Linked DNA regions of Homo sapiens: region 1 is linked to region 2. Evidence: read pairs that join two places in POLR2A ChIA-PET (ENCODE). Cell type or tissue: PC-9. All regions are shown on one strand. Each heading gives the region's core, and the rest is flanking DNA. Links, peaks and the distances in the headings are about the cores only. Region 1 overlaps PTPRM (protein tyrosine phosphatase receptor type M). Region 2 overlaps PTPRM (protein tyrosine phosphatase receptor type M).

Region 1 (5,394 bases), core at 296-5,295, 52 kb after region 2:
AAGACAGAAATTCCAATCCTACACTTTGAAGACAATATCTGGTGCTGATAAATGTAAGGTCCCTGTGGATCAGACTTCTAAATGGTCATCTCAGTTACGTGCAGCGGGATCTCCTGGAAGCTTGTTGAGCCAGCATTTACCTAACTGCATTTTGCATGACTCCAGTGTTCCTTAAAAAATGAATTCGGATCAAATAAATTTGGAAAGCATAGGGTTTTTCCGGATTCTTTTCTTTAGGAACTTCTCAGGGGGCCTTAATATACTCATGATGTACATTATAAAGACTATTTCAGACATGAAAAAAGTACATTTTCTCTATAAAATGCTGAACGATGAATGTTAATGTTCCTATTTCAAAATCCAAAGCCTAAATAACAGCAGATTAGCATATATGAGTGGTCTTGCTATATAATTGGTTTTCTCATGTAGAGAATATGAGAAATTAAACGGAATCTTAATTAGCTTTACATCTCAACAGACATTCTTTTCAGTTCTTTTATCAGCGCTCTTTCATTCTGTACCATTATGGCCTACAAAGGATGGTATTTCATTGAACAAAACAGTGAACAGAAAAACAGTCTGTAGAAACTTCTCAAAAAGCTTAGTGATTAAAAAAAGAAACATTCAAATTTCTGAATCTAGAAATTATATCAGGACAATGGAAATCCTTCAAAGTTTCCTCAAGGTCTTCCAATAAGCCATATTCACATTCCATTACAAATTTAACTTAAATAAAATGTTACTTACAAAAACAGTGAAATGAATAACTTTTTCATGAAAAAGTCCCTTAAAATATAACATTGAAAAATGCTTTGTTTTCTTTTTGTTTAAGGCTTACAGTCTGATTTTTCTAATAGTTTTGGAAAATAATTCAGCATGTGTTTACGTGAAGTTTTTGCTTTGACTTCTAGCTAGACCAGGGGTGTCCAATCTTTTGACTTCCCTGGGCCACCCTGGAAGAAGAAGAAGTGTCTTGGGCCACATGTAAAATACACTAACAACAGCTGATGAGCTTAAAAAAAAAAGCCCATGTATAAATCTCATATATATATATATATATATATTTTTTTTTTTTTGAGATGGAATGTCACTCTGTCTTCTGGTCTGGAATGCAATGGTGCAATCTCAGCTCACTGCAACCTCTGCCTCCCGGGGTCAAGTGATTCTCCTGCCTCAGCCTTGAAAGTAGCTGGGATTAAAGGCACCCACCACTGCGCCCGGCTAATTTTTGTATTTTTAGTAGAGACGGGGTTTCGCCATGTTGGCCAGGCTGGTCTTGAACTCCTGACCTCAGGTGGTCCTCTTGTTTCAGCCTCCCAAAGTGCTGGGATTACAGGCGTGAGCCACCATGCCCAGCCAAATCTCATAATGATTTAAGAAAGCTTAAAAATTCGTGCTGGGAAGCATTCAAAGCCATCCGGGGCTGCATGTGGCCCAAGGGCCATGGGTTGTACAAGCTTGAGCTAGACAATAGTCAAATAACAGCAAGGAGAGGATCAAATTAACATATATGACTGCTCCCCATATATCAAAACCCAAAAAAACCCCAAAGCACTTTTATAAATCAAGGAGGCACTCAAATAATTTTTAAATGAACAACAGGAAAGCTCCCAAATGGCTATACTGCCAAGGACAAACATGCGGTGCTAACATATTATGAAAAAATCTTATTTTATGGAAGATTAATATAATGTGCATACTTTAAACTGATTGTTACATCAATTAGAATGAATAGACCTCATTCAATATAAGAAATTAACTTACTAATAACACATTTGGATTTTTTAGTGTACCCTACAAGTTTAGAATTGATCATCAATGAAGCCTTCTAAAACTAGCTGCAAAGAGTTTCCACCCTACTAGTTACCATGAGACCACCATGGTGAATATAAAAGCTAAAGAAAACACATACACTAATCACTAAAACACAGTTGGACCAAATGGTCATAAAAAAATCCAACTATAAAAATGTGAATGTTAATGAAAAATACAATTTCATAGATTTTAAGAAATATTTAAAAGCTACTCTATTCACTCCACTATACAATTAAAAACAATCCCTTGAATTGGGCAGGTAACACATAAACATCACGTATACCCTGGTTTATGGTGTCTTTATCTTTTAACTCAAGAGAGAATATTCTGTGATGAGTTTGCCTATAGTTAACTTGTACCTATAGGAAATTCATCTAGGTGCATAAACGAAGAGGATGCATAAAAATATAGGCAATCCCCCACACGTATGGAGATATATAATAATACAGCTTAGGTTTTTTCCTGTCTAACTTTTATGAAGTTTATATTTAAGATGATGAGTGTCAAAATATGTCTTTGGAATATGATTAAAATAATCACTGCATTAAATTTATAAATAGTATGAAATATATTTTTAAGAGACATACCCTTACTTTAAATTATAAGCTAGCTCTTAGTGAAAACAAATCCACCTCCATACTTTCTCTATAAAGATACTTGTCAACAGTTGTTTCAGGAGAACATTGAAATCTTTGTACATTCAAAATGTTGCTTAGGAAAGCAATTCTGTATCTGAAAACTCAATTAAGCCATCGCACTGTGAGCAGTATGTGGCAACACACACTCAGGATGTTTGAACTCTTCTACATTTTAAACATCTTTACTCTGTGGTATCAACAGTTATTAGATCTTCCTATTTCTCTGTTTTGACTATGTAGTCAAGATGGAATGGCTTCCCATGTTGCAAGAGAATTTCTAGTATCAATAGGGACACATTTTCTGACTAAAAGGTGGTGAAACATTACACTGTGCTGAAAGGAGGGTTGATGAATCCGTCCATGTAGAACTTAATAAAATAGCACAAAACAGTGTAGTTTTGCCTGGAGGGAGAATATCTTCCAAGGTTTCCTCTTGTGCTGTGATTTTATGAAACAGAATGACAATGTTATGCAGGAAATATTAAAATGTGTCCCTCTTTCCCCAAAAGAGGTTCTTTGGATAGAGTTTGTTGCTGTGTAAATGTTTGCAAATGACTCAGAAAATAGGAGTGGGGAATATTTAGTCAATCAGGTCATCTGATTGCTTAATCATCCTTTGGTGAATTGAAAAACAAATTACAATATTGATGAAATCTAGCTGATGGAAGAAAATGATCCAAATCACTATCTAATTCAATCTATTGTGAAAACAGCAAACTTGTCAGGTTTCCACATTTACTAGTGTGTTATTTATATAATTATTTAACTATGTAAATGAGCATGATGACAGATATTTTGTTGTTTTCACAGTAAATTGGGCAGTGACTCAATCCTCACCAAGAGGAGGTCTGATGCTTACACTACACAATACTGTCACTGGCCAGAGGTGCTGCTGGGTGACGAGCCATGAGCAATGGTGAAAGAAACACTGGGGCTAGGAGTGCAGGCCTTGACCCCCAGATTATCAGCTGAGTCACCTTGGTGAGTCAATTCGTCTCCAAAAATACACCTTTTCCTCATCTTAAAAATAAGAATAGCAGTACCTGTTTCCCTTTTCATAGTAATGAAGAAATAAATGAGAACACACGCATGAAAGAGATTTCAAAACTTTCAGCTGTGACGTTAAACGTTAAGCATTATAAACTAGGGGCCCTGGAACAGGATTTACTTTTTCAGACCTTAAGTGTAAGTGAAATGTAATACAGCAGTATTTTGAAATTCCTGTTGTTGAGTATGGACCATAATCTTGAGATCTAAGAGCATCAATGGATACCTGGTTCAAGGGCTTCATCGTCCTGTAATAATTAATAGCTGATAGCATACGGCAGTTTATGAAACACATAAGCAGCTATAATTTCAGTAAATATCAATTTATTTCTATACATAAAGTCACTTAGGTACAATATGATATAAAAATTGAGTGTTTTAAAATTAGTATAAATAGATTTTTGGATATAGAACTACAAGCCTATGAGGACAAACAAGATACAAATGAGGTGAGTACCTCACACAATGCCTGGCACAAAACATGCAACCAAGAAATATTTGTTGAGCTAACACTGACTAAAAGAGTCATGTAAGTTCACAAAATAAGAATTCAGTGAGAATTTTGAAAATGCACATGTACATCATGGTATATTCAAACTATGTTCACCTGAGAGTTAAACAACAACAAAAAGTTATTTTATCCAACACAACTCATCAAGTATGACCTGATTAAATCTTCTGCTACAGACCTAATGATGTGTTTTTACCATCGTCTCTAAATTAAATCATACAGAACTTCCCACTGTATTCATGGTTACTCCAATGATCTAAATGATTGTATTTGACTTTGAGTGTTAATTTATATTGCCTCATTTTAAGACGACATTTTAAATTTCTCAAAGCATTTCTTATACATTTCTGTATGTGACGGTTAAAACAACACTGTCAAGTTGACCAGATGACAGCTCATGTTCACAAACACACGTCTGCACTTGCTTCTGCAGGAGATGCTGGGGGAGCTCAGGGTAACTCGCCCTACCCACTTTTGCAGCTCATCCTCTATCACATTCTCTCAGAGAGTTTTAACCAGGCTTGGGAAATAGATGCTCCACAGCAACATAACCTGGTTACTAGGTTCAGAGAGACACGCACCACCAGTGAAAAAAGCCCGCGTAGACTCCACTTTCTACTGCTATTATAACTAGAGAACTACTTAAAAATAGTGGGTGATATTTTATTCCTTTGCATATGAAGATTCACTAGATGTGGTACTACCAGGCATGACACTATGGATTAAAAAACGTGTACTGAGATCATATAAAAATTAAAGTCATTTGAAAAAATCTGAAAAAGGTAACTATTGAAAACTGCTTGGAACACAGAAATATAGCTTCTTATTTTAAAAAGTATCTATATGAGTTCCAGTCAGTCAATGTTAATTACCATCAGATCCTAATACATACATGCATTCATGCATATATATATATGTATATATAATACACACATTTTATTTTCAATTAAGTTCCAGTTCAAAAAGTTTTGAAACATAGGTTAAAATAAACTTTTAAGGAACATTAATTAGGAGAATATCCCACAATTTCAACCTACCTTTTGTGGCCACTTGGACACAGTCTATTTTGGTTTCCTGTGTCAAATAAAGAGAGGGAAAAATCATTATTCATGTTTTCTTTAAGACAAATAGAAATATCTGTAATTCTATTTAAATAGCACTGATAAGGAAGGATCTCACTGTTCTGAGCGTGTCTTTAATCACACAGCAATTATTCTTTGAACCATACTCAGATACATTTTCTGGCTCCAGTGGCAGGCAGTGCTGGGCATTTCTAGACCAGGTGATGAGCAAGGAGCTACACATAAAATGTCTCTGCCTGGTGGCCCCGGACCTCCTTTAGTAAGGAGGTAAAGTAAAGGACCAGATCTGTACTTTGCCCCT
Region 2 (5,394 bases), core at 266-5,265:
ATCTGGTTCAATATTTCATTAAATCCTCCTGAAAACTAACAGTTCAATCTATTGAAAAACTACAGTCCCTGAGCAACGTAAATTACCTAGCAGGCTGTGGCTGTAGCATGCCACACAGCCCATTTGCTGCTGAGACATTTATAGCTGTAGAATTTCTGCACATTCTGGATGCAAGAAGCATAACCTTTATAAGCCTTCCTCAGACAGTAAACACTGCAACTTTTTAAAAAAAGTTCTCTAGCAGGAAAAGGTTATTTAGGTCCAGAATGAATGAGATTTGTGTTTTGCCTTAATTATCCATGAATCTAATGTAGAATCTTTCCTTGGGAATATTTCAGTTTTTAGCTACTCCTATAGCCCAAGGGTCTTACCCTCATCTCTTAGCCCTCAGCAAAATGACTGAAGAACATTCACACAGAGGCCCCATCGGAAGACTGTGCTCAACAGAAAATTTAGAGCTAATTTATTTTTGCTGCAGGGCATCTGCAAGTTATGTGGCAGAAGTAAGTATGGATGAATGGTTTTATTTTGGACTAGTTTTGACAATCAGTGGTCAGTCTATACCATCTTCAAATGTGGTTGTCACTTCAAAAGTAATAGAAGCCAGTCACCTTTGATGGCTATCGGGAGCTATGGAGAGGCTATGATCTCATGGCCTTCTACTCAGTTACAATAATAATGCCAGGGCCAGACAAAATTAAAGTGCCTGGACTGGCTCAGAGACTGATTCTTCAGGAATCTCCCTGCAATTTGCTCCCTTAATGAGTTTCTCCTCCTTCCCCAGGCCATGAGTCTTAACATTTATTTGTAAGAATACACAGAAAGGTAGGAAAATCTTTGTATATTTCTTTTAAAAGCCCCAAAGAGATTACCTATAGGCCCAAGACTACCTATATATAATTTAGGGATGCTTTTTTTTTTTTTTTTAACCCTTGAGCAAGTACAATGTTAAGTGCTTGTTGCACAGAGAGAATGGTAAAATGAAGCTTTAATAACAACAAACGCTCAGCTCATTTACAAATTTACTGCTTGATAGTTTGAAGGAGCAAGGACTGTAACTGACTATAACTGTGCGGCCAGCACAGCCATCAATCACACCGGGACCTTTTCTTGGCTGAGAACTTTCTCTAGATTTCGGGAGGCTCTCACAGATTAAGACTTCTGTCTTAAAAGAGCCCACCTAGCTGTACCAGAAAAATACAGATATCCTCAAATTCATCGTGTGGTCCTTGTATTGTCACTGACATGTCAGGACTTTAGCATAGCTGACATCACTCTGTTAAGCAGTCATCAAAAAAGTCACATTAAAGAAATGTGTGCAGAAACTGTAAATTAGGATTCACAGCTGTGGGTTTTCCCCTCACCCAACAGAAGCATCGAACCTATCTGGGTTTCTGTTTTTTCATCTATAAAATGAGAGGTTAGCAAGAGATGAACTCCAAGACTCTTTCTAGCTCTTTAAATTCTTTGCCTTATTTAGTTTGAACAAATATGTGCATCAAATGCATTCCAAAAGACAGGAGTGTAAAGTGAATACTTGCATACTAAATCATGTTTCCAAATTACTTACACTGTTGTTTCAGAAATGAGTACTTACAGAAGAAAAAATGGACCCAACATTAAGAAAAAAATAACATCTTGGAAAATTTGTATCCATTGAGCATATATGAATATATATGCTTGGTAGTTAAAAAATAGTCTCATCAGCAATCAATCCATGTGATTCCTGAAGACTAAATAAAAGTACACGCATACACCATGCTAAATTCTTGCCTTGGGTGAAATTCTTACCAATTCCATGAATTATACGGAATCTCATAATAGCCATCAATTAGACAATTAAGGTTTTTTTCTTCCTTGTTACTGATAATGTTGTTTCTATGTCTAAATCACTGCTATCTGAAAAGGCTACATGGAGGTACACTTTATGAAGTGTTCAGAGAGTGTACTCGGCAACAGGGGAAGTAGACCTATTACTTTTAGACTTATTATTTTTATTTTCCTTCACCCCCACAACTGCTGCCACAAAAAGCAAAAGGTTTTGTCTTACTAATTTGATAAGCATTTTTTTTTTTTTTGCCCAAATCAACATGGTATTTTTGAAGATGTAACTTTTTGGGCAGCCATTTGTTAACATGTGTCTGTGATATACTGCTATAGGACCTTTTAAATTCACTTTTCGAGCGGAAGAGAAAGAAAATGAATATACAATGGTTGGAGAAAATAGGACTCGGGTCTCTTCTTGCTAGGTGTGGTGTTTCTCATTGTGCTATATCGATGACATTTATCCTTTTCCACCTTCATTTTCCTTCCTTTCACTCACAAGATTTCTTTATCTAAGGAAACTATCTCCTAGGAGCGTGATAAGATATTTATAGAGAAATTTAATTCCAAAGTCAAACAGGAAGGCAATATATTTAATTTAACTTCTTCCATTGAGTCTAGGCAGAACTTACATGCATAATATTATAGTGAATCTGGATTATGGGTGAGCAAAAACTCGTCTTCATAAACTATCTACCATGGCATGGAGTCTGTGCTATAAGTAAAGGTGTGAACACACCATGATAAGGCCCAGTGAGGGGCATTCCATTGCAAAGATACTTGTCACTATGTAGGTTTGAGATGGTTAAATCCTGCTCCATACAATTTATAGTAAGAAAGGAGTAGATGGTCCATAAATCAGCTTTGTTCCACAAAATTCAGCACTTTTTTAGTATCTAAACAATTTGTGATTATCTATTGTTTTAGTTGGATCTCTTTTCTCCTCTAGTAACACAAATAATTTAGTGTTGATTCCACTTATAAACAGAACTTTAGAAAACAGTTATTTTAAGAAAAGTGAATATGGAACTAACTTATTTTTCTCACAAATTAAGAAGAAACAGTCTACAAATTAACAAATTTAGCAAATTTGCTAGTGAGAGAGAGAAAAAAATTAAAATCAGGGGTATCACAGGCTCCAAATGTAGTCTATACACTTATTTTTGCTAACTTTAATTTTACATATTTATGATGATATTTCAAAGCATATTTTGTAACAATTACAAACGATGTTATAAGGCCCTGCCAGTTTCCTATTACTTGGTTTGGCTATAAAGTGGTCTGGAGCTGCAAGGTTTAATGTGAAAACCAAATGGTTTGGTATAAAACTAAGATTAGCTGTGATTAAAAATGAAAATACGTCCTTGTCAAATTTATGTAAAAATACTTAACAACTTTCAGGAACTACTTTTCAGACTAATACTAATACTGTCGTAAAGTAAAATAATATTGAAATACATGAAAAAAGGCATACTAATGCCAGTAAATATTTTTAACTGAGCGCTAGAAACATACTCAGCATTGTCCAGGGTTGAGAAGCAGAGACCATTTCCTGCTTAACAGAAGATAATGCTAATGAGAAATACCACTGGGAATACACAAGCAAGGGCAGAAAGCTGGGAAGAAAATGAGTTTAGAGCTCTAATGCCAGCCAAAATGGCAAGGTGCAACAAATCACCATAAAGGCTTAACATGCCACTTCGCGACATCGCTGGAAGATAATACTTATCTCAGCATCAGGTGCCACACTGCATCATCAGGGGCAAAGAACAGGAACTGCTGTATCACATTCATCTTCACCAACTGCTCCCATATCAGAGCCACATACTAACCGTGTCTGTTTCTGAAGGAAGGGTTCACAAGCCCACAATATTTCACTTGCTAAAGTGCAATTCCTCCTGCTGCATGGCATCTTTTCAGTCCAGAGTTGAGAATTCCTGCCTTTGGACCACAGATGCTTCCAAGAACACAAGCAAGTGACTCCTCATTAGTCCTCAGAGGTACAACTACAATGAAAAGGGCGCTGGAGCCTGCTCCATCCACAGACGGGCAGCCTTATTTGCTTCTCTCAGAATCTAACAAGTGACAATGGAAGAAGTAATAAGAACACAGAAGAAATTTCAAGTCCCAGTCTTTGCTGTGGGTTGGAAATGATGTTAACTGTGACTCCTGAGTCACCAAGGTGAGCCAAACCACTAAGAGTGATGCTGAGAAGTGTGGAGCCTGGTCCCCTGTGACAATGAAGTGTACACAAAGCAACAACAGGCTTTGTTTGTGGGAGTCTCTGGCCTAATGCCATGTGGTACCAGATAGGAGGAGGGAAAGAGTCACCGCATGTGGGTAAGACAGGCTGCTGCACCAATGTGGATTTTACAACATGCACACATACCATGGAGGCTTGAAAACTATTGGTGCGTGAAGATGACCATTCATTTGTGGCATATTTCAAGCCTACTTAGATGCTTCATATGCTAAAGGAGCTTCCAAAGGAGCCAGAGGCACCCAGGTCTCCTCTCTGCTTCCTGACCTTAAGTGAGCAGAGCCTGTGTCCAAGAGTAGCTTAGAGCCTGCACACTTGGCTTTGCAGGGTGCTTCTTTTATTAACTGGGTGAAGGGAGAGATATGAGTATCATAATAATTCAAGTCACAGAATTTTCAGCTGCTTTCTTTCCAGCTCAACAGGTAGATCTTGTGTCTATCTTTGCCTAGGTCTATTTTATTTCAACCAAAGTATCATAATGGCTCAGAGTGGAAGCTCTGGAGACCAGCAGCCTGGCTTTACCCCTTGGTTCAGTTGCTTACTGACCATGCAACTTTAAGCAACTTAGTTTGCTCAGTCTTGGTTTCCTTGAGTGTAAAACAGGACAACAGAATATGTGCTACAGAGTCATTACAAAGCGAAACAGTGATAATACTCGTAAAAAGCTTACAGCAGGGCTTAGTAAGAGGCAGATGCTTAACACTTAATATATATTAGCTGTCATCATCATCACCAAATAAGTAATAAATAATACAAGTGGCAAGACATTTGTTCATGGATGTGTTATTATTAATTTAGATTATGCAAGGTAAATCTGGCTTTTATTTTTCATTTGGTCATTATTATCTCTGCTGGTTAATAAACTTGTTTGAAGGAAGGAAGGGCTCTGTAATAGGTTCCTTACAGATGTCACACATAATAAATATAAACATATATGGTCCTCACATGGGGAGAGAGGCAAAATTCTATGCTCTGGGCATGGTCTTCTTCAAGGTGACTTCAATTACAGAAAAGAGGCTGCAGCCCAGGGAAAGCGGGTTGCAGGGAGAAGTGGGAAGCAAGAGTATGACTTGTTCCTTGCCTCAGTAATGACGTAAAGCGCATAGGTTGGAGTCCGCCAAGCCACTTCTCAGAGCTGGGAGGAGAAACCACACAGTAGGCAAGGCACCAAGGCACTCCCATAGATAGGATCTGCGTTTATTCACTCATTTCTGCAGTGGATCAATAAACATTTATCATGTGCTTAGTCTGCTTTAGGAATGGGAGAGACAAACATGATCAAGCCATGGCTCCTGCCCTCTGTGAGTTTC

Evidence for each region. Peaks named below come from ENCODE experiments on the same cell type or tissue, not always from the same donor. Only the 100,000 strongest peaks of a DNase experiment are listed, where the experiment ranks them.
Region 1: POLR2A ChIA-PET joins it to region 2 with 5 read pairs; 3 of 35 experiments call an interaction of 5 or more read pairs at or near these places.

Annotation. Positions count from the first base shown.
Region 1 is chr18:8,114,482-8,119,875 of GRCh38, reverse strand. It overlaps PTPRM (protein tyrosine phosphatase receptor type M), which reads right to left. Exons shown (of 33, transcript NM_001105244.2): 13 at 5,049-5,085. Among named protein-coding and RNA genes, the nearest start is that of RAB12, 490 kb to the left of the region's middle. In PC-9, for the core only: no CTCF peak of the experiment used is centred there; DNase peaks (open chromatin) are centred at 2,725, 3,035 and 3,365; H3K4me3 peaks cover 898 bases; H3K27ac peaks cover 3,601 bases.
Region 2 is chr18:8,166,029-8,171,422 of GRCh38, reverse strand. All of the region lies in intron 14 of PTPRM (protein tyrosine phosphatase receptor type M), which reads right to left. Among named protein-coding and RNA genes, the nearest start is that of RAB12, 440 kb to the left of the region's middle. In PC-9, for the core only: no CTCF peak of the experiment used is centred there; no DNase peak of the experiment used is centred there.